2 separate regions of the Mus musculus genome follow, and region 2 is linked to region 1. A link is a loop called in an ENCODE intact Hi-C map of the cell type or tissue named here. Cell type or tissue: left cerebral cortex. All regions are shown on one strand. Links, peaks and the distances in the headings refer to the core of each region. The heading gives the core; the rest is flanking DNA.

Evidence for each region. Hi-C counts contacts between places; a loop is a spot of excess contacts. Peaks named below come from ENCODE experiments on the same cell type or tissue, not always from the same donor. Only the 100,000 strongest peaks of a DNase experiment are listed, where the experiment ranks them.
Region 2: a loop joins it to region 1, with 5 times the contacts of the local background. A loop is called at or near these places in 3 of 42 quality-filtered maps.

What each region holds. Positions count from the first base shown.
Region 1 is chr10:31,734,845-31,751,505 of GRCm38, forward strand. Nkain2 (Na+/K+ transporting ATPase interacting 2) reads right to left here. Exons shown (of 7, transcript NM_001013411.2): 5 at 11,658-11,718. Among named protein-coding and RNA genes, the nearest start is that of Rnf217, 130 kb to the left of the region's middle. In left cerebral cortex, for the core only: CTCF peaks have their summits at 4,127 and 7,755 (motif pointing right); DNase peaks (open chromatin) are centred at 4,058 and 7,764.
Region 2 is chr10:33,696,406-33,713,066 of GRCm38, forward strand. No RefSeq gene overlaps it. Among named protein-coding and RNA genes, the nearest start is that of Sult3a2, 77 kb to the right of the region's middle. In left cerebral cortex, for the core only: a CTCF peak has its summit at 7,205 (motif pointing left); a DNase peak (open chromatin) is centred at 7,204; H3K4me3 peaks cover 207 bases; H3K27ac peaks cover 312 bases.

The DNA.
Region 1 (16,661 bases), core at 3,708-11,707:
AACATCCTTAATCATCAGGGAAATGCAAATCCAAACAACCCTGAGATTCCACCTCACACCAGTCAGAATGGCTAAGATCAAAAATTCAGGTGACAGCAGATGCTGGCAAGGATGTGGAGAAAGAGGAACACTCCTCCATTGTTGGTGGGATTGCAAGCTTGTACAACCACTCTGGAAATCAGTCTGGCGGTTCCTCAGAAAATTGGACATATTACTACTGCAAGATCCCACAATACCTCTCCTGGGCATATATCCAGAAGATGTTCCAACCGGTAAGAAGGACACATGCTCCACTATGTTCATAGCACCCTTATTTATAATAGCCAGAAGCTGGAAAGAACCCAGATGCCCCTCAACAGAGGAATGGATACAGAAAATGTGGTACATTTACACAATGGAGTACTACTCAGCTATTAAAAACAATGAATTTATGAAATTCTTTGGCAAATGGATGTATCTGGAGGATATCAACCTGAGTGAGGTAACCCAATCACAGAAGAACACACATGATATGCACTCACTGATAAGCAGATATTAGTCCAGAAACTTAGAATACCTAAGATACAATTTGCATACCTCATGAAACTCAAGAAAAAGGAAGACCAACATGTAGATACTTTGTTCCTTCTTATAATGGGGAACAAAATACCCGTGGAAGGAGTTACAGAGACAAACTTCAGAGCTGAGATGGAAAGAAGAACCATCCAGAGGCTGCCCCACCCGGGGATCCATCCCATATACAACCACCAAACCCAGATACTATTGCATATGCCAGAAAGAGTTTGCTGACAGTACCCTCTCTTGTGATGCTATGCCTGTTTCTGGCAAATACAGAAGTGGATGCAACACAGGGTCCCTAATGAAGGAGCTAGAGAAAGTACCCAAGGAGCTAAAGCGTTCTGCAACCATATAGGAGGCACAACAATATGAACTAACCATTAACCCCCAGAGCTGTGTCTTTAGTTGCATATGTAGCAGAGGATGGTCTAGTCAGCCATCAATGGGAGGAGAGGTCCTTGGTTTTGTAAAGATCTTATGCCCCAGTGCAGGGGAATGCGAGGGCCAGGAAGCGGGAGTGGCTTGGTTCAGGAGCAGGGCGGGAGAACAGTATAGTGGACTTTTGGGATAGCATTTGAAATGCAAATGAAGAAAATATCTAATAAAAAAGAAATATCTAGGGTGGGTAGATGGCTCAGTGGTTAAGAGGATTGGTTGGACTTCCAGAGGTCCTGGGCTCAATTCCCAGCACCCACATGATGGCTCACAACCATCTGTAATGTGATCTGATGCCCTTTCCTGGTATGTCTGAAGAAAGCTAAAGTGCACTTATTCATATACATAAAAGAAATAAATCTTTTTTAAAAAAACCTTCTAAAAACCCATATCTATTTTTATTCAGTTGTATTCAACTGTATAAGTCTCTGTGATTTATCCTTCTAATTTCAGCTGGAATATCATTTCCCTGGGGAAATAATGCTTCTGTCTTCCAAAGCACATGAGAGTCTCTTGAACTACATTTCATGGTACTCAGCTTTCTTTTTCTGGGTGCACCTGATGCCTTGTTATCATCCTTGTTTCTCCTGAGCATTGTATGTTGGACTACAGTCATCATGGAGGTAAAGGTGGTATTTGTTCGTTTCTTGCTTCATACACAACAATGTGCACAGATTGGCTGTTTAACAGTTGTTGGAAGAATACAGGAGTACCATAGTGCAGTGATGAGAAAATGGTACTTAGAACCAGAGATACTAATTCTGGTTTTATTTCTGCTTCCCTTGATTATTCTACTCCAGCAGCACAACCCCAGTGTCCCTTTTCTCTATTGTAAAGTTAGAGAATTAAAGCATGGGGCTGCTAATAGTGCTCATAGTTCTATGATTCTGCATAATTTCCTATTTGTGGTATTGGTTTGCACACTAGTGGTAGTGATGGCAACATTAAAGGACCAAATTAATAATTTAGTTATTTTTAGATGTAAGTTATTATGCAGCTATGTTATTAAGCAAATTCACTGGAAGATGAGTTCCTCTTCCCCCCCTCTCTCTGTCACACACACATATACACACAGCCCCCACATATTCCACATTCATAGACATAAACATGGGTTGACAGCACTCAGGAAAAAGATAATATCTGTATTGAATGTATGAAGACATTCTTTTGTGTAAATATTTTCTAAAAATACCATGTAACAACTTACACTGTATTAAGCATTATAATGATAATTTAAAATATGCTAGAGTTATGTCCAAGTACCACATCATATTATGTAAGAGATTTGAGCATCTATAGATCCCTGGAGAATCCTGGAGCCCATCTTCTCTGGATACAGAAAGATGATTGCTTACAGCATTCTGAAACCTGAGGCCTGACTATTCTCAGTGGGAAAATGGAGTAATGATCAATGCAGAACCCAGACAAGGGTAGGCTGGGCAGGTGTGGAACTCACTGAAGTGTGGTTCTTACTCATTTTAACTCAGTGATGTTGGAGTATGTATGTGTACCTGTGCCATTCCTCAGCAGCCTCATTCATGGTAATTCTTGAAAGAACTGAAACAACTTCATTAGTTACAAAGGCAGCAATCCATATCCAATTTTCTTTTTTTTGTCAGGATTGCTCATGTATAGACTAGACTCCTTTGTTAGAAACATTTATAATTAATCCTTACAAACAAACAAATAAACAAATGCAAATGTCACACTGTCTGCCCCAGCCCAACCTTGTTGGTTTGAAGATTGGGGTGCCACCTATTATGTATATATATATATATATATATATATATATATATATATATATATATAATTTTAACTTTAATTCCTACTGAATTGAAATTCCTACTACAGACATAACCTAATTTCCAATTGATAATTGACATAAATTCCCAGAAGTATTCTAAGCCTCTTGATAGTAACATCCTAATTTCCTTTCCTTGTAAACGTTTAAATAAGATTTTTTGCACCAAAGGAAATTAACCTTTAAATTAATCGCAATTATAAAATGCCATCACTGATTGTTGTCTTCAGCCTAATTACTTTCTATTATTTAAACTGTACCTCCCATGAGCTTCAAGTTTGTTTCTCTTTTACTTCCTTCCACACAATACTAACCTTGTAGAGCAGAGGCTACCTAGAGCATTAAATGTCCCTGGTGATCCAGGGTCACTTAGTAACAAAGCTCTCTTTTAGGGGTGTCCTCAGAGATGCTGTGTTTTCAGCCCTTTTGTCTAGAAGGAGATGGCTAAGATCATTCAACTGTTTCTTTTCCACTTTAAGAACAGGCATAATTGGATGTGATACTGTGGCCACCAGCCAACATCATCCATCAGAAGACTAGCTGTCAAGATCATCTTCTCTGCATGTATCTGGTCCAGAGGGTTTTTCTCCGAGTTAGTCCTTTGTCTTGCTGCTATTTGTTCTTTGGAAGTGGGACTAGGTATCCAAGCAACTTTATTTTATGAACATGTATACAAAAATGCTGGAGCCAAAAAGTCTATTTTTTTTTCAACTTGACTCCTCTCTTTCCTATGCCATTATTTTATGTGTGGTAAGAGGTATAGAGCATTTATGTTTACCACAAGTGCAGTATTGTTTACATTATTGCAAGGCCCACAATAATCAAATAGAAGATTTTTTTTCCTTCAAATTATTTTTGTTAATGACACTGCTCTTCTCTCTCCATTCATATGTTCAGGCACTCTTCTCTGCTGAGGTTGGTTAACACAATTGCCCTATTCTTTGTTTCTACTAGTTAATTTAAGTTCTTGGTGCCAGCAATATTTTTTGCTGGAAATATTTATTTTGTATGCCTAGGATAAAAATCTCCTGTGCTTATCTGAATGCTGTTGCCTCTATATTTATTCTTTAGAAGCCAAGTCTTCACAGAAAATGAATCATTTCTTTCCTGTCATATTTCTGACTTGGATAGATTAGATTTACATAAAGACGAATATACATAAAGATGTGGGCGTCTGTGTGTGTTTGTATGAATAAGAAGCTATCTAGCATAACAGAGTAGATAATGTGAGAAAGGGGAGAAAATGAGACATGGTTGTCGAAGAATCAGCTTCTACTTTTATTTTAAAAATCTAAGTTCAGAAACAAAGCTGGTGTGTTTTCCTTAAGTCACCACAGGAGGAGCAATGCAAGAGAAAGAGATGAGACCTGGGCAAGCCGATTTTGGAGGAAATGTAAAGAGGCAGGTATTACTGCTCTCTAGACCTTGGCTGTCACTGAGAGGAACTGTCATGTGATTCATAGGTGGCATAATGTATTCATCTGTCCACACACAGGTCACATGCTCAATCTTTTATTTTCACACAAGGCAAAACCTCCCCACTTGCTTTGAAAATTATAAAAGGTGACTTAGTATACTTAGTGTTTCAACTGCTTAGAATCAATTGAAGTCTAAGGTGATGTCACCTATCTGTGTTGTCTGTCTTATATTCCAAGAAATGTTTTTGTAAAATCAATTGGTTAACTCCTTATGTTTCAAAAACATACTGTGTCTTCTTCCAGTGTGTGAGACATGTGTGGGTTCCAAAAGCATCCCCAACACTCTTTTATCCAGAGTCAGCTTTAATGCCCTAGATTATGGAAGATCAGTGATCTAATCTTTTCAGAAGATTATAAAATATAGGTGTTGAAATAGAGCAGCAGGCATCATTTTTCTATTATTTCAAAGCTTAAAAAAAATCATGATATTTAGTGGTGGCTGTATACACCTTTAATTTTGGCACTTGGGAAGCAGAGGCAAACAGATCTCTGAGTTTGAGGCTAGCCTGGTCTACAGAGCAAGCCAGGGCTACATAGAGTGACCCTGTATCCTTCCACCATCTACTGCAAAGAAAAGGAATCTTAGGGAAAATGAAAGGACCTTAAAATTCTAAATTTCTGTGCTTTGAGAGGATCAAGAGGGAGGAAGGGATATCTTTCGCAATGACCCAACTATGGTTCTGCACAAGACAACTAAATGTTAGTGGCCTCCAATATCTGGACCTTTCCCATTTAATAATATGTGATGTTGCTCAGAGTTAAGGAAAAATAATGAGTTTTGGTCTGATTGGAAATTGGTAGATAAAGACAAGGTTATTTCACTTGGTAATCTGTCAACTCCCTAAGATTATTATTGTTATAAAGAGATGACCAAATATATAAGCTATGCATCTTTCATTGGATTGTTTGAGTATGTCTGTCTGTAAATAAAACAGGCTATTCTTCTTTCCCTTCACCTGCCAAGCAGGCATATATATGCTGTACTTTTTTCTGAACTGCTTGATACCACTTCTGAGGTTATGTATGGGGAGGGATTTAAAATAACAAGAAAACTCAGGTTACCAAGCACAGTGTATAGCATGACCTGAACAATGATGTTTGCAGCATGATGGATGACTGACAGGAAGAAAAGCAGGAAGGAAGGGTGGAAAGGAGACAAGAACAGATGGGAGGCAGGACAGTTGATAAAAGAAAGATCAGAACAGAAAGCAGGAAACATTATATGCCAACATGTCACTTGATGATCAGGACTCATTGTAGGGTCAGTTCGATTTTCTCTCCTCTTACTATTTTGTTTATCTGTAGGTTTTTTTTTTTTGTGATTTCTGTATAAACCTCTATTCATTTACAAGCAAGATTAAGTATGATGTTTCAAGGGCAGTGTATAGTTCCATGTACATCCCCTGCATAGTAAGTTCCTATGCTCAAACAGTTACCATCGAGCCCGGTGACACTGGCCATCTGGAGACATGCTCAAAACATACAGAATGTAGTTTGATAAACAGAGTAGGCCAGCAGACTTTAGAAGAAAAATCAAAAAAAAAAAAAGTAATAGAAAATTATCCTGAAAGCAGTGAGTTCTTTTCTGTGGTTCTCTTTTTCAAAAGAAAGATTTTATAAATTGATTGTGACTTTTGTCCCTAGGCCCCTTGACTTGAGAGAATTCAGGACAGGGCTTTATTCATTTGCATTTAGTTGGTGGGCATTTGTATGTGTCTAACTTCAAATTTAAGTAGCTAGAATTCATTTTCCAATATTGATTTCAGACTAAGTCCCTTAGGTTATGACAGTCCACAACTTTTCCCTAGGTGATTTTCATATTGAATAACATCTGGAAAAGGCATTGTGTCTCTATTAGGTAAGGTGGTAACCATAGTCATTTTTTATAGTAGCCATGGGGATTCCAGGAACTTCCTGTGGATTTAAAACTTACAATTTCCTAGGTATCCTAGAAAAAAAATGACACAGAGTTTATATATAATCTACACACACCCTGCACTAGACACAGTCATCTTTGGATTACTGCATTGGATTGTATTATCCAATGCAGTGTAAATGTTCTGTTCAATAAACAGTTGCTATCATCTATCTATCTATCTATCTATCTATCTATCTATCTATCTATCTATCTATCTACTCTTTGTAACTTTTGACAAGGACAACACATCTGGCCATAGTTTGTACAAATGTACTCTTCCCTCTCCCCAAATATTTTCTATCTGCCATTTTGAGTCTACAAGTAAAGGAATCCATAGATATGGATAAAGTATTTAGAAAAAGGTACTTTAAAATGGATGCATGTACTTTGTTCTAATGAAATTACTTTAAGAAAGAAACTAATGAAAATGGAGAAGTCATGTATTGAAGGACTTTTTTTTTCCCTCTTAAAGACTGTAGATATTTTCTATAAAGATCTTTTAATAGCAGGTAACACTCGAAGGTAAATTTTTAGTATTGTCACTGAAGTGACAAAGTGTCAATGCTATGCATCAGGGGGTGGGGTCTAAGCAAGAGAAAAGTGCCATGCATATGGTAAAAAGGATGAAGACCAGTGATCCCAGACACTTTAATTTCTTTTATAGAAGATTGTAAACAAGAACAAATATGGGGTGTTAACTGGTTGGAGGAGACATGGGGCCATAAAGCTATGGTCAGAGACAGGGGAGCTGGGCTGTAAAGAGCATAGTGAGGATGCCCACTCTAAGGTATTTGCAAGAGACCAACATTTAGTTCTTAAAAGGACAAGATGTTCTCTTAAGACAGAACAAACACAAACATGTGTGTTCTAAGGGCCACTGTGCTCAAATGGTTGAGACAGTCCATGCTTTGCTTTTAGTTTTCCTTGGTGTGGAACTTTTCATCTAAAAGCAGATGATGTTACAGTTGAAAGTGTCGGGATTTCTTGCTTGATGGTAGTGAAGATGCTGCCATGCTGGGCAGCATTACTACCCAAAAATTCTAATCTGAGGCCACCTCCACTCTTCCCTCCATAAATACACTTATACATTAAAAAAGCATATTATGTGCGTGCACATGTACACGCATGCTTGCCTGCTTCTGCATGTACATATGTGCTTGTGTATGTGTGTGTGCATGTATGTGTTTGGGGTATAGCTTGATTTGTGCTCCCTCATTTTATAAATAGAAGGCTTAAATTTGAGTCAAAGCCTTTAAAGAGCCAATTAAAGTTACACACAGTCATCAGAACAGTGCTGCAGTCTAACTGGCTCGAAATTATTAAAAATAACTAGAAAGAGATGGAGAATATGGTACACAAGGACTTTGAAAAAGTACCATATATAAGGCAGGGAGAGGTCTCAGGACAATATGTGTGCTAACACCTCGATCTTGGAGTTTCAGCTTCCAGAACTGGGAGAGAATAAGTTTCTGTTGTTTAAGGTGTTGACGCTGTGGTGTGTTCTCATGGCAGCTCTACTGATTCATAGGAAACAGAACATGCTGCCTGATGTCATATTGTAGTGTGAACAGCAGGTGGCAGTGGTGTGCTGTGAGTTCATGCGGTCAGCTCATTGGCCAGGCTTTAGCTCTGGTTTTGACTATGGGGTCAAGCACAGAGAAGTTCCCGTTCAAGCTTTTCACTGCAGAGAGATGTTGTATTAGTGGATCTGTTATAAGGCTAGCCATGAAGCTTGGTAGGCTCAGTGCTCTCCTAGCACACACAAGACTGAGCTCAACTCAGCATTGCAAAAACATTGCATACTTATAATCCCTGCACTTGGGAGGAGGAATCAGATCAGAAGTTTGAAGTCATCTTGGCTACATAGTAAGTGTGAGGCTAGCCTGAAATATTAATTCCTCCTCTCAATCTCCCCTCCTCTCCCGTGTTATGCAGTCTAGTACCCTCTATTTGAATAATGATTTCTTACTATTTTATGGAGTCTAACTTGTGTTGATGCTCATGGTTCATGGTTCCTTGGAAGTTGATGCCTCTCCCTGTAGAGAGAATCTCTTTGTGTAATATTTGGAAGCATCACTTGCCAGTAAAAGGCTGATGGCCTATTAGCTGAGGCAGGAAATAGGGGGTGGGAGTTCTGGTAGGGAGATAGGAACTCTGGGTGCTGGCAGAGGTTCAAACACTGAGGACACAGATGCATGAAGTTGAGAAGAGGTAACCAGCAACGTGGCATTCATATAATACAGTAAATGGATTAATTAAGTTATGAGATATTTGGGGAATGAGTCAAAGCTTATGGCATAGGCATTCATTCATATATTATTAAATCTCAGCGTCATTATTTGGGGAACTGAGATGCAGGTAGAACATGCTGAAGGTATAAGTACCGTCTCACTTCTGCTGGGTACTCTGAAGACTGAGCACAGAGCTGTTCACTTTCAGATCCTCCGCAAGCTTATTTTATTCACCCGGTAGCCATAACCTTGTCCTTATCTCTACAGTGTGTTCTCACCACAAGTTACAGAACCTAAACTTTCCTCTAGGGATGGAGAGAACTAATTTGACAAGCAGGTAGCTTTAAAAAGATACTGTGGAAGCTTCAGTGTTGCACAAGCATCAGAGATTTCTTAAGTCTTCAAGGCTTGCTTTCAGAGTACCCCCTTTTGTTGTTTTTGTTGGCTTTCTTAAAAATAAGGGTCAAAATAATTTTCTTTATTCCCAAAGTTGGACAAACATTTCAACTCCTCTTTACTTAAGATTATTAGAAGTCAGATTTCTGGTCAGTGTCTTTCGATAAGCACATGGTAAGAGACTAAGACAATGATCGTAGTGTGAGAAATGCTAGCTAAGAGTTTACTCTGTAAACACTCCTAACTGTTGCTGGAAATCACCACAGATAAACGTAACTAGAAGTCACCAAAGGTCACTGTATGCAAGCAGCCTTGACACACATTTGTGGGCTGTGTGCTTTGCCTGTCAGAGTCTAAACCTGATGCTAATGGCTTAGGAAAGCCAGACAAACAGTTTGAGTTCTCGGATCACCATGAGGAAACTTGTATAGGATATAGTTTCTTACCCTTTGGATTAATAAAGGCAGGAATAAGGAGGTAACAAAATAGATAAAAGACATTACTTTCCGAAGTTTTGTGGAAGCATTTTATTAGATATGGTGGCATAAGATTTATCTATCTAAAAGATGTTGGAAACTTCTGATCTCCTTGGATTTACATGATATTGATAAAGCTTACTTAGGACAGAATTCCCTAAGACAACATCCCTATAATTTGTATTTTCTGACATATTAAGAATTTTAATACAAGGATTCTATATTTTGGGACTTATATTATTCTTATTTTAGTTTCTATAAAGTGAAGTTTTAACATCAGTAAAATGTCACTAGCTGTTTTTAAGTATTCTGGACTCATTCTAAAATATCTTGGGATTTTAGATATTTCTAAACCATTGCTTTAACAGTAACTGTAAACAATGATTTTGCAGGGACACAACTTTCTAAAAACGACATTTATTTAATTTATCTCTGTGTGGAGGTCAGAGAATGACATGTGAGGTTTGCTCTCTTCTTCCTACCAAGTGAGTCTTAGGGATCATCCACTGAGCTATCTGTCAGCTTAAGTACATCTTTTCCTTTTTTAATGTGTAAGGGTGTTTAGTCTTTTGTTTACATGCTACACCCATGCAGTGTCAGGTGAGGGCAGGAGATGGAGTCAAATCCTTTGGAACTAGAGTTCCATACAGTTGTTAGCAGCAGTGTGTGTGCTAAGAATCAAATCCAGGTGCGATATGTAAGGGCAGCAAGTGCTCTTAACCACTGATCTGTCTTCTTACCTTATAGACACACTTACCTTAACCACTGAGCTATCTCCTTAGATCATAGGCACACTTACCTTAACCACTGAGCTATCTCCTTAGATCATAGGCACACTTACCTTAACCACTGAGCTATCTCCTTAGATCATAGGCACACTTACCTTAACCACTGAGCTATCTCCTTAGATCATAGGCACACTTACCTTAACCACTGAGCTGTCTCCTTAGCTCATAGGCACACTTTACCTTAACCAGTAAGCTGACTCCTTAGCTCATAGGCACACTTTACCTTAACCACTGAGCTGTCTCCTTAGCTCATAGGCACAGTACCTTTTAGAGAAACCAGTCAATCCACCATCTGCTTATGATGCCTCAGAAGTTGCTCACTGTGTTTCAACATTTTTACTTTGTGTCTCAAGACTACCCTTTTTATTTCTCCTATGGGACAGTTCAGAACAATGCTATGCTCTTCCCTGGGGAACTGTGAGTATAGAGAAACTCTGCCTAGTACTATACAAACGAAACTCGATGAGGAAAAATTGAACACACTTTTTTATTGGACCACTCCCAGGGATGTCAGTGTATAAATAAGCATTCTGGTGCTTCAGTGTTAATTTTTCTTGTCTTTAGCCTTGTTAAATGGGCATAAGCATTTTGTAAAAGTGTTATTTTGGATGGAGGCTGATTACATAGCCTGATAGGTCCATATATATAAAACCTTACCTATCTTTTATCTGCCCTAATCTCTGTTAAGGCTTTTGTGTATATGACAATAACTTACTGCATATCTTCTCTTACATCTCAATCAAGCTGTCCACACTCAGGTGATTATTGTCTCCCCGCTCTACTTTCCTTAAGAAGCACTGCTATGTATTCATTTACTCATACAAGACATCTAGAAATCCACCTGATTCCTCCTTTCCCCTTATCATAGTATCCAACCACATCCTGCCCCACTACTCAAAATGTTTTAGCATGGGTCATATCATACATACCATGCTAGTTCTTAACATACCACATCATGCCATGCCATACCAGATCATGCCATATCATATTGTCTCATACCGGATCATGCCATATCATATCATATCATATCATATCATATCATATCATATCATATCATATCTTAATCAAGTCATACCATCTTATGTCATGCCATCTCAGGTCATGTCATACCTATTGTTGTTATATCAATTGGTTTCTACTAGTTATTCAATTGTTGGTATAGTTTTAAGGACTATCAACAATTATTGATTGTCAAGATTTGTAGTCCTCAATGAAACTGACACTGTACACAACGACTGAACTGTGACAAAGGAAAATATTCACATTAGCTGCTTTTAGAATTCAGGTCTGTCTCTAATCTCCTATTATATTCTCTACTAGAATTGTTCTAAGAAGAGATTTTTTTGAAATAACTTTCAATGAAAGGGGAAATGCATGTTTTCACAATGAATGCTCCTTTGTTTCTTTAATATGCTGATTCTTTTGTGAAGACTGGCATATCCTGATGGGCACTAACGACTTGTTTCCTATTCTGCTGGGGTCTTGAGGGGTGTTGTCTCTGAGATAGGAGAGCTGGGAAGCAAGCATTGAGGAAGCTTTGAACTTGAAAGACACAGGGTAGAGCTTTAATACTTACAGCTGTCCTCTTCTTCAGTTATACATCTCACAACATAACAGGCATAGATGAAGCCCGCCAGCTGAAACAAAACACACAAGCTTTAGAAATTACACAAAGGCGAGAGAGTCTGACTTCCCTGGGGGAGCAGTATTTCAAAGACAAGCGGTTAGGTTTCTATTTGGGCTTCACTGAATCTTGACTCTTTCATGGATGTTTGACTTCAGCGGCATTCATCTGCCTAGGAGACACATATATTGCTTTATCTTTCCTCTGGTGTTTATGTGTAAGATTTGCTAATTGTTATTTATATATAAAGCAATTATTTCAGGTGCAAAGACTGGAAAAGAAATATAGCCATTCATGAATGGATTTAATTTCTTTTTTAAGATAGAGTAGTCCTGGGCTCTGTAGAACAGGCTAGTCTTGATCTCAAAGATCCACCTGCCTCTCCCTCCTGAGTGCTGGCAAATGACAACACCAAAAGCTTCTACACTTACATTTATATTAGACTTTCCTTGAAGTCAGGGCTTAGGTTTCTAAAACTGAATTCCTCTCAACTATCAGCAGAGTCCAAGGAGTTTCCATTGTGTGTCGCACAGCCTCCTTGAAAGCTGGAGAAAATCTTATTGAAACACGTAGCAGTAACCAGGGTGTTCTAAGCAGAATTATGATGACAGAGATGCAGATGAAATTGGTCACTTTCGAGAAAGACTGATTGTAGGAACACTCTGAATTTGGGTTTGCACCTGCCCTACCAAATTTCCGGAATGTCTCACAGAAAAATTCCTTGTTTATTGAAATGTGAACTTATAAAGAATTCTGGCAAAGTCATTTAGCACGTAAGCCTCAAGATTTGAATGGCTTTGTATACTTTCATAAGAGGAATATTTAATTAAATTCTTAGTTCTGATAGGAGGTAATGATGTAATTTACTGATAAGTGTCTTATAGCAGAAGCAATACAGGTTTGTTGAATTCTATGTTTTGTTATTATACAGAACAGTGAGTTTCATTATGTGATTTTTCATATAAATTAATCCTCATACCCTGTTCTTTTATATATTCCCAATGCCCACCATCATTACATTTCATTTCTCTTACTGTTTCTTTCTCCATTCAAATGCTTTCCCTTCTGATTTCATGTCATATATGTGTGTGTGTGCATATATATAGGAATATATATATATATATATATATATATATATATATATAACATATGTAATTATAGTAATATATACGTACATATATATTCCTATAATTACATATGTAATATGTAATTTTAGATTCTTTGTGCAAATAAGAGAAGATATTCCATCTTTCTTTCTCATATTTCCCTTTCCACTTCGTAAATCTTTTCCTCATCCTCTAACTTCATCCTTTCTACTCTCATGTCCTATGTGTATTTATGTATGCCTATGTAAATATATACTTAAATTTGGAGTTTGCATGTGACAGAAAAATATACAATATTTATCTTTCTCAGTGGCTTTCTAAAAACTTATTTCAGGTCTATCTACTTTTCTGCAAATGACATGTGTATTTCATTTTCTCTATCTATCCATCTATGGATGGCCATCTAAACTGATGCCTCAACTTGCCTATATATAGTCAATAATGTAGCAATTAACACAGATGTGAAAGTAAAAGGTATGTTCTCAGGACAGCGACCCTGGTGACATCTCAGCCAGGCATTAATATACGTGAGCACAGATCCCAGTTAACAAACCTATTGCCACCCTCCCTGTCACAATTAACATTTTGGGTCAACAGATAACTTTTTGGAATCTATTGGCTAGGCAGGCAACTATCTTCTACCAGCGGAAAGCCTAAGGATGCCATTAGAAAGCATCTTGAGCCTATAGAAAAGTTTCCCCTGCCTTGATGTACCTGCCTCTCTGGTATACGTGCTTATGGATTTTAAACTTGCCATGATTTATAATTTTCTCTGCTCTATGAAACCATAAGAGCTTGGTGAAACTGTTTCCACATTGGGACATGGAATTTCGGGCAAACTAAATCTATGTTTTTAAGTCAAAGTCACTCAGAATGGCTGCAGAATAAACTATCTCTATTCCCTTTAGATGAGGGATGTAGTTTTTGTGCTGATAGTTTTGGTGCCACAACATGAGACCCAGAGAATGATTCATTCTCTCTCTCTCTCTCTCTCCCTCTCCCTCCCCCTCTCTCTCTCCCTCCCTCTCTCTCTCCTTCCCTCTCTCTCTCCCTCCCTCTCTCTCTCCCTCTCTCTCTCTCCCTCTCTCTCCTTCCTTCCTTCCTTCCTTCCTTCCTTCCTTCCTTCCTTCCTTCCTCTCTCTTTCTTGCTTTTTCTCTTTGTTTCTTTCTTCTTAAAGATTTATTATATATAATATACATATTATATATATGTATATATATATATATGTATATATATATATATACATACACATACATATACATACACATACATATACACTGTAGCTGTACTGATGGTTGTGAGCCATCATGTGGTTGCTGTGGAATTTGAATTCAAGATCTTTGCTCTCTATGGCTGGCCCCTCTAACTCTGTCTTAAAGATTTATTTATTATTATATCTAAGTACACTGTAGCTGTCTTAAGAGGCACCAGAAGAGAGTGTCAGATCTCATTATGGATGGTTGTGAGCCACCTTGTGGTTACTGGGATTTGAACTTAAGACCTTCGGAAGAACAGTCAGTTCTCTTAACCACTGAGCCATCTGTCCAGCCCGAATGATTCATTTTCACTGAAGGAATCACCCATATGGAAATCAGTATCTATGTGGACCCATTGAGTCCAGGCCATCTGGTGTTATTTCCTCTGCGCTGTTGGGGAGCTCTTTTCAGGACTCCTGACCTCCCTTGGTTTGGTCAGTGGTCCATTTCGTTTTTTTGTGAGCTGTTAAGAAGAATCCTACTTTGACAAATACCCTTTACATTTGTCTTCAAAGTATTTTATTTAAAGTATCTGATTTTTTTTTTAACCTCTTTCTTTGCTTTGAAAACATTTTGCTTTGGTTGGATGTGTTTGCTTGCTTTCAGAACCCTAAGGTCATTTTGGTCAGTATTTTGTTTGCTTTTGAAACATTGGTGGTATTTTGTATTTTGTTTTGTTTGTCTTGGTTTTCTGTGTCCTTTGACAAGCTCTGATTTATTGTCACTTTAGCCTTTGTCTCCTGACATTGCTCCCTAAATTCACCATTCTGGCTTTTTCTACTATATGTCCTGTGAACTTGCCACACCTTCAGTCTAGTAATTTTATGAGTACCTGATGATAAAGACTCCAAAGTAAGGAAGTACTTGTTACCTTCCCCCACCCAAAAGATGTGAAACTGTCAAGGCAAACATCCCATGATGATCAAAGGTCTGATAGGAAAACCCAATAAACATACTCTACTTGGGTCAGAAGGAAATTTATTGGCTTGTTTGGAAGACACAAATGAGGATTGGTCACTCAAGTGTCTTGACATATGTACAGATGTACAAAGTGACTCTAATAACCCAGCTGGAGAAGAGGGTCTCATGGTAAAAGCTAAGAAAATCAATCTCAAAAGCAACACATGAAACTGACCAAAACCTCATACTCCTTAGTTAGTATGGACAGGCAACTTTTCAGAAAAAAAAGGGAGAATATGGGATACAAGGTGTTGGGAGCCGCGCCCACATTCGCCGTTACAAGATGGCGCTGACAGCTGTGTTCTAAGTGGTAAACAAATAATCTGCGCATGTGCCAAGGGTATCTTATGACTACTTGTGCTCTGCCTTCCCCGTGACGTCAACTCGGCCGATGGGCTGCAGCCAATCAGGGAGTGACACGTCCGAGGCGAAGGAGAATGCTCCTTAAGAGGGACGGGGTTTCGTTTTCTCTTCTCTCTTGCTTCTTGCTCTCTCTTGCTTCTTGCTCTCTTGCTTCTTGCACTCTGGCTCTTGAAGATGTAAGCAATAAAGCTTTGCCGCAGAAGATTCTGGTCTGTGGTGTTCTTCCTGGCCGGTCGTGAGAACGCGTCTAATAACAATTGGTGCCGAATTCCGGGACGAGAAAAAACTCGGGACTGGCGCAAGGAAGATCCCTCATTCCAGAACCAGAACTGCGGGTCGCGGTAATAAAGGTTCCCGTAAAGCAGACTGTTAAGAAGGATTCAACTGCATGAATTCAGAACTTTTCAGCTGGGGAACGGCGGTAACCCGTAAGTATAGCTTTACGAGGTAAGCCTGGCCTTGAACTTTCTAAGGAAATTCAAGACAGTCTATCAGAAGTAAAGTGGAAAATAGCTTTATAAGGTATGTTTGGCCTTGAACTTTCTCTAGTGTTAGAAGCCCTTTTGTTCCTTTTCACATGTTATCAAGTGGTTAAGGCAGGGCGGATTCTGGATGAAGTTCAGGACAATCTATCAGAAGTAAAGCGGGGAGAGAGAATAGGAGCAAAGAGAAAATATGGTTCACAAAATAAGTATACAGGCCTTTCCAAGGGTCTTGAACCTGAGGAAAAGTTTAGGTCAGGTAAGAATACCTGGGGAGAGATTAGAAGGAAGGAGAAGGAAAAAGAAAAGAAAAAAGATCAATCAGCAGAGGTTTTTAGGAGAAGGAGCCTATACTCATCACTAGGTGAGCTCAAGGAGCCAGTTCTTAGTAGTTCTGAATCAGATGAAAAGGCTATTAGGGCCTGGAAGGCGCTCTCCCGAGCAGGTGAAGCCACTGGACAATAATGACAGAGGCAGGCTCTTGCAGCCTACAAGGTCTTATTGTCCACCCTGGAGTTGTAGATCAGGATTGCAAAGGGGAACTTCAGGTTCTCTGTTCTTGTCCTCAAGTTGTCTTTTCTATATCACAAAGAGACAAAATAGCTCAACTAATAATTTTGCCAAGCCTACATGGCTGTTTTTTCTTCCTCTGGTATTCCTAGAGCTGCCAGAGAGATTGGTTCTACTGAAAATGATTCTGATTACTTAATAATGCCTTTAGATTGTTGTCAAATTTTATCTACTCACGTAGGGGTAAACCCTCGTGGCGTCAGGCCATTACAGGTCTG
Region 2 (16,661 bases), core at 3,373-11,372, 2.0 Mb after region 1:
CTCCTACCACTGATGGTCGATTAGGCCATCTTCTGCTGCAAATGCAGCTAGAGACACAAGCTCAGCGGTTATTGGTTAGTTCATATTGCTGTTCCTCCTATAGGGTTACAGACCCCTTCAGCTCCTTGGGTACCTTCCCTAGATCCTTCATTGAGGGCCCTGTGTTCCAACCAGTAGATGACTATGAGCATCCACTTCTGTATTTGCCAGGCACTGGCAGAGCCTCTCAGGAGACAGCAATATCTGAATCATATCAGGAAAATCTTTCTGGCATATGCAATAGTGTGTGCATTTGGTGGTTGATTATGGTATGGATCCCTGGGTGGGGCAGTCTCTGCATGGGCCTTTCTTTCATTTCAGCTCCACACTTTGTCTCTGTAACTACTTACAGGGTATTTTCTTCCCTATTCTTAGGAGGGATGAAGTACTCACACTTTAGTCTTCCTTCTTCTTGAGTTTCATGTGCTTTGCAAATTGTATCTTGGGTATTCTAACTTTCTGGGCTAATATCCACTTGTCAGTGAGTGCATATCATGTGTGTTCTTTTGTGATTGGGTTACCTCACTCAGGATGAAATCCTCCAGATCCATCCATTTGCCTAAGAATTTAATAAATTAATTGTTTTTAATAGGTGAGTAGTACTCCATTGTGTAAATGTACAACATTTTCTGTATCCATTCCTCTGTTGAAGGACATCAAGGTTCATTCCAGCTTCTGGCTATTATAAATAAGGCTGCTATGAACATAGGGGAGCATGTGCTCTTATTACCAGTTGAAACATATTATAGATATATGCCCAGGAGAGGTGTGGCTGGCTCCTCCAGTAGTAGTATGCCCAATTTTCTGAGGAACTGCCAGACTGATTTCCAGAGTGGTTATACAAGCTTGCAATCCCACCAGCAATGGAGGAGTGTTCTTCTTTCTCCACAGACTCGCCAGCATCTACTGTCACCTGAATTTTTCATCTTAGCCATTCTGACTGGTGTGAGGTGGAATCTCAGGTTGTTTTGATTTACATTTCCCTGATGATTAAGGATGTTGAACATTTTTATAGGTGCTTCTCAGCCATTTGGTATTCCTCAGGTGAGAATTCTTTGTTTAGCTCTGTGCCCCATTTTTATTGGGGTTATTTGATTTTCTGGAGTCCAGCTTATTGAGCTCTTTGTATATATTGGATATTAGTCCCCTATGAGATTTAGGATAGGTAAAGATCATTTCCCAATCTGTTGGTGGCCTTTTTGTCTTATTGACGGTGTCTTTGGCCTTACAGAAGCTTTGGAATTTTATGAGGTCCCATTTGTCAATTCTCGATCTTTACAGCACAAGCCATTGGTTTTGTGTTCAAGAATTTTTCCCCAGTGCCCGTATCTTCTAGGCTCTTCCCCACTTTCTCCTCTATAAGTTTCAGTGTCTCTGGTTATATGTGGACTTCCTTGATCCACTTAGAGTTGAGCTTAGTACAAGGAGATAAGAATGGATCAATTCGAATTCTTCTACATAATAACTGCCAGTTGTGCCAGCACAATTTTTTGAAAATGCTGTCTTTTTTCCACTGGATGGTTTTAGCTCCCTTGTCAAAGATCAAGTGACCATAGGTATGTGGGTTCATTTCTGGGTCTTCAATTCTGTTCCATTGATCTACCTATCACTGTACCAGAATGATGCACTTTTTAATCACAATTGTTCTGTAGTACAGCTTGAGGTCAGGCATGGATATTCCTCCAGAGGTTCTTTTATTGTTAAAAATAGATTTTGCTATTCTAGGTTTTTTTCTTATTCCAGGTGTATTTACAAATTACCCTTTCTAACTCTGTGAAGAATTGAGTTGGAATTTTGATGGGGATTGCATTCAATCTATAGATTGCTTTTGGCAGGATAGCCATTTTTGCTATATTAATCCTGACAGTCCATGAGCATGGGAGATCTTTCTATCTTCTGAGATCTTCTTTAATTTCTTACTTCAGAGACTTGAATTTCTTATCAAAAAGATCTTTCACTTCCTTAGTTACAGTCATACCAAGGTATTTTATATTATTTGTGGCTATTGTGAAGGGTGTTGTTTCCCTAATTTCTTTCTCATCCTGTTTATCCTTTGTGTAGAGAAAGGTCACTGATTTGTTTGAATTAATTTTATAACCAGCTACTGCACTGAAGCTGTTTATCAGGTTTAGGAGTTCTCTGGTGGAATTTTTAGGGTCACTTATATACACTATCATATCTGCAAATACTGATATTTTGAATTCTTCCTTTCCAATTTGTATCCCTTGATCTCCTTTTGTTTTCTAATTGCTCTGCCTAGGACTTCAAGTACTATAGTGAATAGGTAGGGAGAAAGTGGGCAGTCCCTGATATTAGTGGAATTGCTTCAAGTTTCTATCCATTTAGTTTGATGTTGACTACTGGTTTGCTGTATATTGCTTTTATTATGTTTAGGTCTGGGCCTTGAATTCCTGAACTTTCCAAGGCTTTTATCATGAAGGGATGTTGGATTTTGTCAAATACTTTCCTAGCATCTAACAAGATGACCATGTGGTTTTGTCTTTGAGTTTGTTTATATAGTATATTACATTGATGGATTTCTGTATATTAAATCATCCCTGCATCCCTGGGATGACGCCTACTTGATCATGAAGGGTGAACATTTTTGATATGTTCTTGGATTAGGTTTGCAAGACTTTTATTGAGTATTTTTGCATCGATGTTCATAAGGGAAATGGTCTGAAGTTCTCTTTCTTTGTTGGGTCTTTATGTAGTTTAGGTATCAGAATAATTCTTTCATAGAAAGAATTGGGTAGAGTACCTTCTCTTTCTATTTTGTGGAGTAGTTTGAGGAGAATTAGAATTAGGTATTCTTTTAAGGTTTGATAGAACTCTTCACTAAACCCATCTGGTCCATGGGCTTTTTTTGGTTGGGAGACTATTAATGACTGCTTCTATTTTTTAGGGGATATGGAGCTGTTTAGATTATCAATCTGATCCTGATTTAACTTTGGTACTTAGTATCTATATAGAAAATTGTCCATTTCATCCAGGTTTTCCAGTTTGGTTGAGTATACGCTTTTGAAGTAGAATTTTATGATGTTTTAGATTTCCTCAGGTTCTGTTGTTATGTCTCCCTTTTCATTTCTTATTTTGTTAATTAGGATACTGTCCCTGTGCCCTCTGGTGAGTCTTGCTAAGGGTTTTTCCATCTTGTTGATTTTCTCAAAGAACCAGCTGCTGGTTTTGTTGATTCTTTATGCAGTTCTTTTTCTTTCCACTTGGTTGATTTCAGCCTTGAGTTTGATTATTTCTTGCAGTCTACTCTTCTTGGGTGAATATGCTTCCTTTTGTTCTAGAGTTTCTGGGTGTGTTGTCAAGTTGCTAGTGTATCCTCTATCTAGTTTCTTTTTGGCAGAAATCAGAGCTATGAGTTTTCCTCTTAGAATTGCTTTCATTGTGTCCCATAAGTTTGGGGATGTTGTGGCTTCAGTTTTATTAAACTCTAAAATGTCTTTAATCTCTTAATTTCTTCCTTAACCAAGGTATCATTGAGTAGAGTGTTATTCAGCTTCCATGTGAATGTTGGTTTTCTATTATTTATGTTGTTAATGAAGATCAGCCTTAGTCCATGGTGATCTGATAGTATGCATGGGATAATTTCAATATTTTTGTATCTGTTGAGGTTTGTTTTGTGACCAATATATGGTCAATTTTGGAGAAGGTAGTATGAGGTGTTGAGAAGAAGGTATATCCTTTTGTTTTAGGATAAAATATTGAGTAGATATCTGTTAAATCCATTTGTTTCATGACTTCTTTTAGTATCAATGTGTCTCTGTTTAGTTTCTGTTTACAGGATCTGTCCAATGATGGGAGTCCAGTATTGAAGTCTTCCACTATTATTGTATGAGGTGCAATGTGGGCTTTGAGCTTTACTAAAGTTTCTTTAATGAATATGACTGCCATTGTATTTGGAGCATAGATATTCAGAATTGAGAGTTCATCTTGGAAGATTTTACCTTTGATGAGTATGAAGTGCCCCTCCTTGTCTTTTTTGATAACTTTGGTTGGAAGTCGATTTTATTCGATATTAGAATGACTACTTCAGCTTGTTTCTTCGGACCATTTGCTTGGAAATTTGTTTTCTAACCTTTTACTCTGAACAAGTAAAATGTTTCTTGTCGTGTCTGCCTTTGTCCCTAAGGTGGGTGTGATGGTTTGTATATCCTTGGACCAGGGAGTGGCACCATCTGAAGGTGTGGCCTTGTTGGAATAGGTGTGACCTGGTGGTAATGGGTGTGTCACTGTGGGTGTGGGTATAAGATCCTCACCCTAGTTACCTAGAAGTCAGTCTTCCACTAGCAGCCTTTGGATGAAGACATAGAACTCTCAGCTCCTCCTGTGCCATGCCTGCCTGGATACTGCCATGCTCCCACCTTGATGATAATGGACTGCACCTCTGAACCTATAAGCCAGCCCCAATTAAATCTTGTTTTTTATAAGACTTGCCTTGATCATGGTGTCTGTTCACAGCAGTAAAACCCTAACTAAGACAATGGGTTTCCTGTAAGCAACAAAAAGTTGGGTCTTGTTTATATAGCCAGTCTGTTAGCCTATGTCTTTTTATTGGGGAATTGATTCCATTGATATTAAGAGATATTAAGACAAAGTAATTATTGTTCCTGTTATTTTTGTTGTTAGAGTTGGGTTTCTGTTCTTGTGGCTGTCCTCTTTTAGGTTTGTTGAAGGATTACTTTCTTACTTTTTCTAGGGTGTAGTTTCCATCTTTGTGTTAGTGTTTTCCCTTTATTATCCTTTGAAGGGCTGGATTCATGGAAAGATATTGTGTGAATCTGGTTTTCTCATGGAATACCTTGGTTTATCCATTTATGGTAATTGAGAGTTTTGGTGAGTATAGTAGCCTAGGCTGGCATTTGTGTTTTCTTAGGGTTTGTATAACATCTGTCCAGGATCTTCTGGTTTTCATAGTCTCTGGTGAGAAGTCTGGTTTAACTCTAAAAGTTAAAGTGCCTTTATATGTTACTTGACATTTTTCCCTTACTTCTTTTAATATTCTGTCTTTATTTAGTGCATTTGTTGTTCTAATTATTATGTGTCAGGAGGAATTCCTTTTCTAGTTCCATCTATTTGGAGTTCTTTAGGCTTCTTGTATGTTCATGGGTGTCTGTTTCTTTAGGTTAAGGAAGTTCTCTTCTATAATTTTGTTGAAGGTATTTCCTGGCCCTTTAAGTTGAAAATTTTCATTTTCATCTACTCCTATTATCCTTAGGTTTGGTTTTCTCATTGTGTCCTAAATTTCCTGGATGTTTTGAGTTAGGATCTTTTTGCATTTTGCATTTTCCTTGATTGTTGTGTCCATGTTTTCTATGGAATCTTCTGCACCTGAGATTCTCTGTTCCATCTCTTGTATTCTGTTGCTGATGCTCGAATTTATGGTTCCTGATTTCTTTCCTAGGATTTCTATCTCCAGAGTTGTGCCCCTTTGGCTTTTCTTCATTGTTTCTACTTCCAGTTTTAGATCTTGGATGGTTTTGTTCAATTCCATTACTTGTTTGGTTGTGTTTTCCTGTAATTCTTTAAGGGATTTTTGTGTTTCCTCTTTAAGGACTTCTACCTGCTTAGCAGTGTTTTCCTTTAATTCTTTAAGGACTTCTACCTCTTTAGCTGTGTTCTCCTGTATTTTTTAAGTGAATTATTAATGCCCTTCTTAAAATCATCTACCACCATCATGAGATATGATTTTAAATCTGAGTCTTGCTTTTCAGGTGTGTTGGGGTAGCCAAAACTCACTGTGGTGGGCATATTGGGTTATGACGATGCCCATTGGTCTTGGTTTCTGTTAGTAATATTCTTACGTTTGCCTTTCACCATCTGGTAATCTCTGGTGTTAAATGTTCTACCTGTCTCTGGCTGGAGCTTTTCCCTCTATGATTCTCTTAGCCTCTGTCAGCACTGCTGAGAGTCCAACTCTCACCTTAGTCCCAGTGGTCAGAGCACTCTCTGCAGGCAAGCTCTCCTCTTGCAGAGAAGGTGTTCAGAAGTCTGGAGCTCTGGTCCATTTCCTGAGTACTGGGGTCAGAGCCCTCCCTGTAGGCCAACTCTCCTCTGGCAAGGAAAGTGCCTGGGGGCCTGGGTCTCAGCTCTGCCTCCTGGCTGAGGATGAAAGCCCAAAGGGACCCTGTCCAAGAAGCTTTGTTGCTTCTGCTGCCTAAGTGCTCCCCAGTGATCCCAAGGTCCTGGGTGTGCTAGGGAGCCAGCAGCATGGAGAGTCCTCTGAAGACCTTGGCACCCTCTGCCAGGTTTGCACTGAAGATGGCACGGGGCTGGCCCCAACTGTAAAGAATTCCAGCCTCTGGTCAGGCGGGATTCCTTTATCCCTGTTCCTACTGGCACAAGACCCTCTGAAATTCTTTGGAACTGATGTTGCGTTCCACTCACCAGTAATCCTGAGGTCCTGGGTGTGGTAGGGCGCCTGCAGCGTGGAGAGTCCTCTGGGGACCTTGGCACCCTCCGCAGGGTTCACACTGAAGATCTCCTTTCATATCAGAATTTTCAACTCTTAGAAAGTGCTTCGTGTAAATAAAATTATTTGCATGTCAAATAATACCATGTCTGTGATTTACCTTCAAATACAGTCAGTGCAATTTTTGGAAACAGTTAAATATTAGCTGTTGTTGGAGTTGGGTTATGGAGGAGACTTTGTTGTGCTTTTGAGTCCATTTAAAAATCCTTACAGTAAATCAAGACTATTCATAAACTCCATCTTGAAAGCATAGATGGTAAATTATTCAAATCAATGGTTTCTTCCAAGGCTGAGACCAGAGAAGCCCTTGAGAAACTCCAAGACTTCAAGTCCTACACCCTCAGAAATCATGGTTTCACTCTAACTCATGCCAGCTCCATAAATCGAACTCCTTATTCATATACACTTATTGTTTGTTTGTTTGTTTACATCTTTCCCATTGGAAAGACAATCCTGTGTGCTTAACATTCTTATTTTGTTCTGGAGATCTGTGAATGCAAGGACCTTCATACTTGGCTCCTAGCACTGTCTGATATGCTAGTAAAATGTCTATCAATTATCATCCAGCTCTTACCTAGATAATTCTGTTTAGACGACGATAACAATTTTACAAACCTTTTACATAACTCATGATATTTTTCCCAGTGTGTTGTCATCTCATCCTCAGAGTGCCCTCTGCTGGACACTCTTGTGACTACTACTTGCTCTTACATTTTCACATATGACTGCATACACACTCCAAATTCCAGAGGGAACAGGGTGGCTAAGGTTATAATCTTCCTTTTCTTAAGTTTATAAAGTGACCAGATTACAAGTATTTAAGGAGCAACAATTATATTAAAAGAAGATGTTTTGCCCATGCTTCTGACCCAATTTAAATGTTCTCGGTCAATCAATTCCCAATACCTCAAAGTTACATGGAGATGAGAGGTCTTTGATGTATAATTAAGTGATAATTGAACTCTTTCTTTTTAAATTTTTTTATTATTTTCTTTATTTACATTTCAAATGTAATCCCCTTTCCTAGTTTTCCCTCCAAAAATCCCCTATCCCCTCCCCTCCACTATTCCCCTAACCCACCCACTCCCATTCCCAGTCCTGGCATTCTCCTATACTGGGATATAGAACCTTCACAGGACCTAGGGCCTCTCTTCCCATTAATGACCAACTAGGCCATCCCTCTACTACATATACAGCTAGAACCAGAAGTTCCACCATGTGTTTTCTTTGATTGTTAGTTTAGTGCCAAGGAGCTCTGGGAGTACTGGTTACTTCATATTGATGTTCCTCCTATGGGGCTTCAGACCCCTTCAGCTCCTTGGGTACTTTCTCAGCTCCTTCATTGGGGACTTTGTACTCTGTCCAATGGATAATTGTGAGCATCCACTTCCGTATTTGCCAGGCAGTGGCACAGGCCCTCAGAAGTCAGCTATATCAGGCTCCTGTCAGCAGGCTTTTGTTGGCATCTGCCTAGTGTCTGGGTTTGATACTTGTTTATGGGTTGGATCCAAGTGGGGCAGTATCTGGATGGGGGGTTTTCGAGACAGGGTTTCTCTGTATAGCCCTGGCTGTCCTGGAACTCACTCTGTAGAACAGGCTGGCCTCAAACTCAGAAATCTGCCCACCTCTGCCTCCCAAGTGCTGGGGTTAAAAGCATGTGTCACCACTGCCCGGTGCACTGGTCATTCTCTATGGCAGCCCTAAGTGTGGCTGATACACCAAGTGCCGTTCAACTGGAGAAAAATGACCCCCTCTCTCCCAGTAAGCATCAACTACAAGGATCCTCTTTGTGTGAGGTGGGACTTTGTGTTTACCTCTGAGTGCTGGAATTTTGTCTGGCTTGAACCCATGTAAGTTTGAATACTTGGAAGTGAAAGATGCCTGTGGGGAGTCCCTCTTCGGGGAGGCGCGCACCCTGTAGGACACTTAGACCTTACTCGTTGTAATAACACGAGGCTTTTAATGGCACACACACACACAAACAACAAAGGAGAGCTCAAGCCAGCATGCTGGGGTCGAAACTCATGCACCGCACAGTGGGCAGGGGAGTTCGACCCCGGCCCAAACTTCTTACAGGCTTATAAAAGCAAAAACCACAAACCAAAAAGGGAGGGAGCCGAAGGAATTTGCGTGGTTACACATGATTGGCTTATTTAAATGTCGGCGAGGTGATTACAAATTAACAGGGCAGTACGTGCTAGTTAAGGTGTAGGGAGGCACAAGGGCTTGGACTTCTCGAGGTCAGCAGGACACCTGGTCAGTGTATGATTTATGGTGGGCTATAGGGAGGTGCCACCCGGGAGGCGCCATCCTGCCAGATGGCCATTTGGTCCTGATAGCCCTGGCTAGTTCCTGCACTCTCTTTTTTATCTTTTATGGCCGGACATTCTTAGCTACTGGCTGTGCCTGGATCTGCCTGGGTCTATTCTTCAGCCCTGAATTTCTTGAGCTTAGATACCACAATGCTATAAGACCCAAAATTATAAGTTTTCTCTTCAGAAGCTAAGTAGTAAGATGTGTTGTTAGAAACTAAGCATCCTATACATTTGTTACTGAAATCCTGGTACTAGTATACTGTCAGTCAAAATAATCTTTAGCCTTATATCCTAAAATTAAGTTAAAGTGGAATAGTAGTTACCAATGTACTTATAATACTGATAGGTATTTGCATGGTATTTGTGGTACTCAAATTTATAGTATTTGAATTAGTATGCCCCCCATAGGCTTATAAGTTTGAGCATTAGTCTCCAGTTAGTAAAAATGTTTTGGAGGATTAGGAGGTGTGGTCTTGTTGGAGAAGGTGTGTTACTGGTATGTCTTGGAGGTTTCAAAACCCAATGCTATTTCCAGTTAACCCTCACTGCCTCTTGCTAGTGTATCAACGTGTTAGCTCCTAGTGCCTGCTCTAGTACCTCTCTTATATGCCTGTGGCCATGGTGGTCATGGACTCTGTCCATCTGCAACTGTGAGCCTCCAATTGAACACTTTATGACTTGCCTTGTTCATAATGTTTTATTCCAGCAATAGGAAAGGAATGAAGACTATATTATCACTCAATATGTACTTCTTATCCTCACAAAGATGTCTCTGAGGATGCAGGCATTTTTCCTTTATAGCTGATGAGACCAAGGGCCCAAGGATGTTAGGATTCACTTAAGCCCATAAAAAGAACTGCCAGAGCCACATCTTGACTGGCTGCATATGTAATGACTTCTTGCTGTTCTGTTTTTTCTGATATCTAGCTTCCATATAAACTTTTCAATAGTAACTTAGAAAATTCATTTGTATCTTATCTGGAGAATTAAAAAGTATAACTATTCTATTTCTCAGATTTTTTTTAAAAAAAGTGCCATTAAATTATGACTAGTCTTTCTGTTACTATTGTTAAAGAACATATGCTCCCCTTTTAGGTAATACTGAGTTTTGTGATTTGTCTCCTTTTCTTTTCTTTTCTCTTTTTCTTTTCTTTCTTTCTTTCTTTCTTTCTTTTATTATTTTTTTCTTTTTTAGATAGGGTCTTTCTATATAGCCTTGGCTGTTCAGGAACTTATTACATAGGCCATGCTGGCCTAGAATTTACAGAGATCCTCCTGTCTCTACCTCCCAAGTGCTGGGATTAAAGGCATGTGCCACCACACCTGCCCCACTATTTTTTTTTTAGAATTATTTTGCAAAACTATTGTCAATATCCATATTAACTGCCTGGTATTCTATTACTCCATGTCTGCTTTTTCTCACTTGAGCTTTATTTTCTCTTTGGATCCAGTTTAATGAATCCTTTAAAAAAATGTTTTGACTTAAGTATATGAGTATTTTACCTATATGTATGTATGTATGTATGTATGTATGTATGTATGTATGTATGTATGAATGTATGTATGTATGCATACCAAATGTGTGCCTAGTGCCCACATCAGAAGAAAGAATTAAATGCTCTGGAACTGGAGATACAAGTGTTTGTGAGCTTCCATGTGTGTGCTAGAAATCCAATTCAGGTCCACTGAAAGGGCAACAAGTGCTCTTAACAGGTGAACTATCTCTCCAGCCCCCATCCCCTTAGTATGTTCAGCTCCCTTATATACTTATTGGAAGAAAGATGGACCATAATTGTATGCAAATAAAAAATACACACTTTCTATATATACATATGCATACACACACTGTGTGTGTGTGTGTGTGTGTGTGTGTGTGTGAATGGCTTCTCAGGAAAGAATGAAGACTATTTCCCTGCCAACTCTGATCTTGGCTTCTTACATTATTACTTTTTAGACACTGTTCCTTTGTAGTGCAATTAATTTACATTTGTGATGGCTTAATTTCTACACTGGCCCACATATTAGAGAGAGTGCCTATCCACTGAGAGACTCCATCCCTCTGCCTTTCAAATACCACAGAGGATAGCAATTGCTTAGAGGGAATGATTTTTTTTTATGCTGCTTTGTGCACTCTGGTAGGGTTGCTATAGTAACATCATAGCTAACTTCTGATAACTACTACTTGATTTCACATTAATAAATTAGGAAGTAATCATATTGGGCAGAATAAAACAATGAAGGTATGCAAAAGAGATTCTCTATTGGGAATGTGCTGGAAATAGGTAAACTTGCTAGAGTTTAGGAAGCAGATAGCAGTGCTTCAGAAGTGACACCAATGTTAGAAATGCTACAAAATTCTAATTGTCATGACTTAGTAGTAAGCTGGCTATAGCATATCTGAAAATATGGATACTTAGACTTCTTTTATTTTTATCCTTTTAATTTCTCTTTCTGTCTTATTACTTTACAGGGCTCAAAACCACAAATACCACTTTTTTCCTCTATTGTATATCTTAGATTTTATAGAGATGTATAGCTTATATATATGTACAGCTGACATGAAAAATACAGCTGGGTATAGTGGCACATGCCTTTAATCCAAGCATGTGGGAGGCACAGGCAGGTGGATCTCTATGAGTTTAAGACTAAGCCTGGTCTCCAGGCCAGCCAAGGCTACCAGAGAGATCCTGCTGCCTCAAAATGATGATGATGATGATGGTAGTGGTGGTGGTGGTGATTTTGAAAATAAAGAAAAGCGCCAAAAATATAAAGAAAACTAATAGGGAGGGTAAGGAGCAAAAAGAGTGAAGGTATCTCAGTGTCTTAGTCGAGGTTTCTATTCCTGCACAAACATCATGACCAAGAAGCAGTTGGGGAGGAAACGGTTTATTCAGCTTACAATTCCATACTGCTGTTGATCATCAAAGGATGCAGGACTAGAATTCAAGCAGGTCAGGAAGCAGGAGCTGATGCAGAGGCCATGGAGGGATGTTTACTGGCTTGCTTGCCCTGGCTTGCTCAGCCTGCTTTCTTATAGAACCCAAGACTACCAGCCCAGGAATGGTCCCACCTACAAGGGGCCTTTCCCCCTTGATCACTAATTGAGAAAATGCCTTACAGTTGTATCTCATGGAGGCATTTCCTCCACTGAAGCTCCTTTTTCTGTGATAACTCCAGCTGTGTCAAGTTGACACAAAACTAGCCAGTACAATTGACCCCTTGTCAACTTGACACACAAACACATCACTAGTAAGCCTCAACTCTTAATTTCTTATTCATCCCCAAGATCTAAACAACTTTAAAAGTCCCACAGTCTTTACATATTAAAAGTCAATCCCTTTAAAATGTCCAATATCTTTTAAAATCCAAAGTCTTTTTACAATTAAGTCTCTTAACTGTGAGAATCACTAAAATATTTTCTTCCTTCGAGAGGGAAAATATCAGGGCACAGTCACAATCAAAAGCAAAAATCAATCTCCAACCATCCAATGTCTGGGATCCAGCTCATGATCTTCTGGGCTCCTCCAAGGGCTTGGGTCACTTCTCCAGCCGTGCCTTTTGTAGCACATGCATCATCCTCTAGGCTCCAGATGCTTGTACTTTACTGCTACTGCTCCTAGTGGTCATCTCATGGTACTGGCATCTCCAAAACACTGCATGACACCTTCAGTCCTTTGCCATCAATTGCAACTGAGGCTGCACCTTCACCAATGACCTTCCATGGCCTCTCACAATGCTGAGCCTCAGCTGGTATTCGTGACCCCTCATGCCTTCAAAACCAGTACCACCTGGGTGACCCTTACACATTACCAAGTTCTGCTGCTGCACGAGGTAAAACCGTGGCTATCTCTGGAACACAGGCTCTTTGTGCTTTCAGAAAATACTTCCCAGAAGATGTGACCTCAATGATGCTGGTTTCTTCTTAATCACTGCTAATTTCTTAACTCCAGCTAACCAGCATCAATAGTCCCAGTAATGCAAAGATTTTGCTTTAGTAGTTCTGGTATCTTGTTAATCACAGATGATTCTTCAGCCCCATCTTACCAGAACCACAGAATAATCAAACTCCAAAATAGCAATGGCCCTGAAAAGAGTCTTTAATTTTTCCCTCTGAAATTTCACAAGCCAGGCCTCTATCATCTGCACTGTTCTCAACATTATCTTCCAAGCTCCTACACAACATCTGACAGAGCTCTTAATACCAAATGGATCTTTTAGGCCAAAGTTCCAAAGTCCTTCCACAGTCCTCCACAAAACTTGGTCAGGTTGTCACAGGAATACCCCACTCTGCCGGTACCAATTTGTCTTAGTCAGGGTTTCTATTCCAACACAAACATCACGACCAATAAGCAAGTTGGGGAGGAAGGGGTTTATTCAGCTTACACTTCCATACTGCTGTTCATCACCAAAGGAAGTCAGGACTGGAACTCAAGGAAGTCAAAAAGCAGGAGCTGATGCAGAGGCCATGGAGGGATGTTCTTTACTGGCTTGCCTCCCCTGGCTTGCTCAGCCTGCTCTCTTATAGAACCCAAGACTACCAGCCCAGGAATGGTCCCACCTACAAGGGGCCTTTCCCCCTTGATCACTAATTGAGAAAATGCTTTACAGTTGGATCTCATGGAGGCATTTCCTCAACTGAAGCTCCTTTTTCTGTGATAACTCCAGCTGTGTCAAGTTGACACAAAACTAGCCAGTACACTCGGTATGGGGGTACACTTAAATTGCATTACTTCTGTCTGGGTTTTACTGCTGTGAACAGATACCATGACCAAGGCAACTCTTATAAGGATAACAGTTAATTGGGGCTAATTTACAGGCTCATTATCATTAAGGTGGGAACATGGCAGCATCCAGGGAGGCGTGGTGTAGAAGGAGCTGAGAGTTCTACATCTTCATCTGAAAGCTGCTAGCAAAATATTGACTTCCAGGCAGTTAGGATGAAGGTCTTAAAGCCCAAGCCCACAGTGACATACCTATTCTAACAAGGACACACCTCCAAATAGTGCCACTCCCTAGGCCAAGCATATTCAAACCACAACATTCACTCATTGGCCCCCAAAGGGTTGTTCAAACACATGAATCTATGGAAGCCATATATAGCCATAGCATAATAAAGAAGTACATTTATTCTAACTTCCAAAGTCCCCATAGTCTATAGCAGTATCAAAAATGTTACAAGTCCAAAGTCGTTTCTCGGAACCATCCCATCACTTAACTGTAATCCCTGAATCAAGACAGGAAACCAGCTGGGCAAACTCCAAATTCTGCATCTCCATGTCTGATGTTAAAGCAGTTTTCAGATCTCCAACTCCCTTTTATCTATGTTGACTGCAACAACTTCTTTTCCTGGGCTGGTTCCACTCCCTGTTAGCCGCATTCCTCAGGCGATATCCTATGGCTCTGGCATCTTGAAAATCTTGGGCTTTCCAAGGGAACTTCAATGTTACACCTTCTTGTTTCAATGTCTGGTATTCACACATGATATTCTGGGCTCCTCCAAAGGGCTGGTGTATCTTCTCCAGCTCTGCCCTCTATAGCACTCTAAGCTCAGGTTTATCCACTCCACTGCTGCTGCTGTTCTTAGTGACTATCCCATGGTAGTATGCTGGAGCCTTCTGCTACAACTAAGTAGGCTTCACCAATAGCATTCCATAGGCTTTCTTCATGGCATCAAGCCTCACATTCTTTGCATGACTCCTTCAGTTCTGGGCAGTCAACTGCAACTGAGGCTGTACCTTCACCAATGGCCTTCCATGGCTTCTAATAGTGCCAAGCCTCAGCTGCTCTTCATGACCCTTCATACCTTTGAAACCATTACTATTTGGGTGACTCTTACAACATTACCAAGTCCAGCTGCAGCATAAGGTACAACCTTGGCTATGTCTGGAACACAGCTTCTTTGTGCTCTCAGAAAACATCCCAGAAGATTTCACCTCAATGATGCTGGTCTCTTCTTAATCACCACTGATTTATTTGCTCCAACTAACCAACATCAATTGTCTCCGTAGTCTGCTTCTCCTCTTCACTATAAAGCCAGAGCCAAACGACCAAAACTGCTGAGTTCTGCTGCTTCCTGGGGCTGGAACATGGCCCCCTTGTTATCACCATCTTTCTGTTTTCTAAATCCTTCACTGTCTAAACTTATCTGTCATGGAACTTGCTCTGTAGACTGACTTTGAACTCTGAGATCAGTATGCCTACCTCCTAAACACTGGGATTGAAGATGTGGTTCACCAAGCTTGGGTTTAAGTTTTTCTTCATCTAGAACATATTCTAGGCTGGTCTTAAACTCAGAGATCAACTTATCTTTGCCTCCTTCGATTAAAGGCTTATACTGCCATGCCTGGAGCTAAATATAGCCAGGTGGGATCTTGCCCCAAGACCACTAACTCCCTTAATTCAGTTTAATATCCTTGAACACAGGATTCGGCTCTATCTCACTTCGTGGTGCCCCTTCAATGTTTGAACCATATATTTTATATTTTCCCTTTCTCAGTTTGCTATGCTTATTTAAAATGCTCTTCATGAGACTTAATCAGAGAACAAAGTCTATGATGGGTATTTCTGAGACTTCCTTTGTCTCTTCACCTTGTACTCGGGCAGACTCTTCAGACAAGGGCAAAAATCAGGCACATCTTCCACCAAAATACTACAAAATAGTCTCTAGGCCACATAATGAAATTATTCTACACTGAAACCCCTTGGGCCAGGTCAACACAGTTCAGATCACTCACAGCAACAAAATCTTCATTGTTCCTTCTAAGATAGCCCATTAAGCCCTCACTTAAAGCATTTCAATGCTTCCAGCTACCATTCTAATTTTATGTATGAAACTTCATTAAATGGTTTTAGTTGAAAACTTAATGAATATAACTGACTTATAAACAAATCCAATCTTAAACTATACTTGAACTAAAAGTGTAGGGTGCCTTCCTAGCATGCCCAATGCCGTGTTTGATCCCTAGCACCACATAAAAGGGGCATGGTGGTAAACACCTGTAATTGTGGCACTTAGTAGGCAGACAAGAAGATCAGTGCAAAGCCATCTGGGGCTGTCTGAATCATAGTGTCTCTCTTCCCCACACCATCTTCATGTGTGAATATTTTATATATATTTATTTATTATTTTATAGATTTATAATATATTTTTATATGTGTGCTTATATAAATTTAAGAAACTTGCATGGAGACATGATATGGCTCAATGACATAGCACTTGCATTTCAAAGGCATGACACCATCATTTGCTGAATAATCTAATCAATTTTTACTTTCATATTAAGAGTTCTTTCTTGGGGCTGGAGAGATGGCTCAGTGGTTAAGAGCACCGACTGATCTTCCGAAGGTCCTGAGTTCAAATCTCAGCAACCATATGGTGTCTCACAACCATCCGTAATGAGATCTGTCGCCCTCTGCTGGTGCATCTGAAGACAGCTACAGTGTACTTAGATATAATAATAAAGAAATTAAAAAAAAAGAGTTCTTTTTTGAAGGCAGTGGTAACACATGCCTTTAGTCCCAGCACTCATGAAGCAGAGGCAGGAAAATCTCTTCTCTGAGTTCAAGACCAGCTTGGTCTACAGAGCAAGTTTCAGGACCACCAGAGATACACAGATGTCTTAAAACATAACAACAAAAAAGAGTTCTTTCTCATCAAAAAAATATAAAGGCCCTTATACATACACCCCTAAAACAGCTCCTCTACTGCTGCCTTCCCTTGTACCTCCCAGGCCTCCAATATAGCTCTAAAATTTCAGAATATTAAAACATTTTTAAAAACTCACTAGTTTAGGCAAATACTGTGACTCTGGCTCTCATTTTAG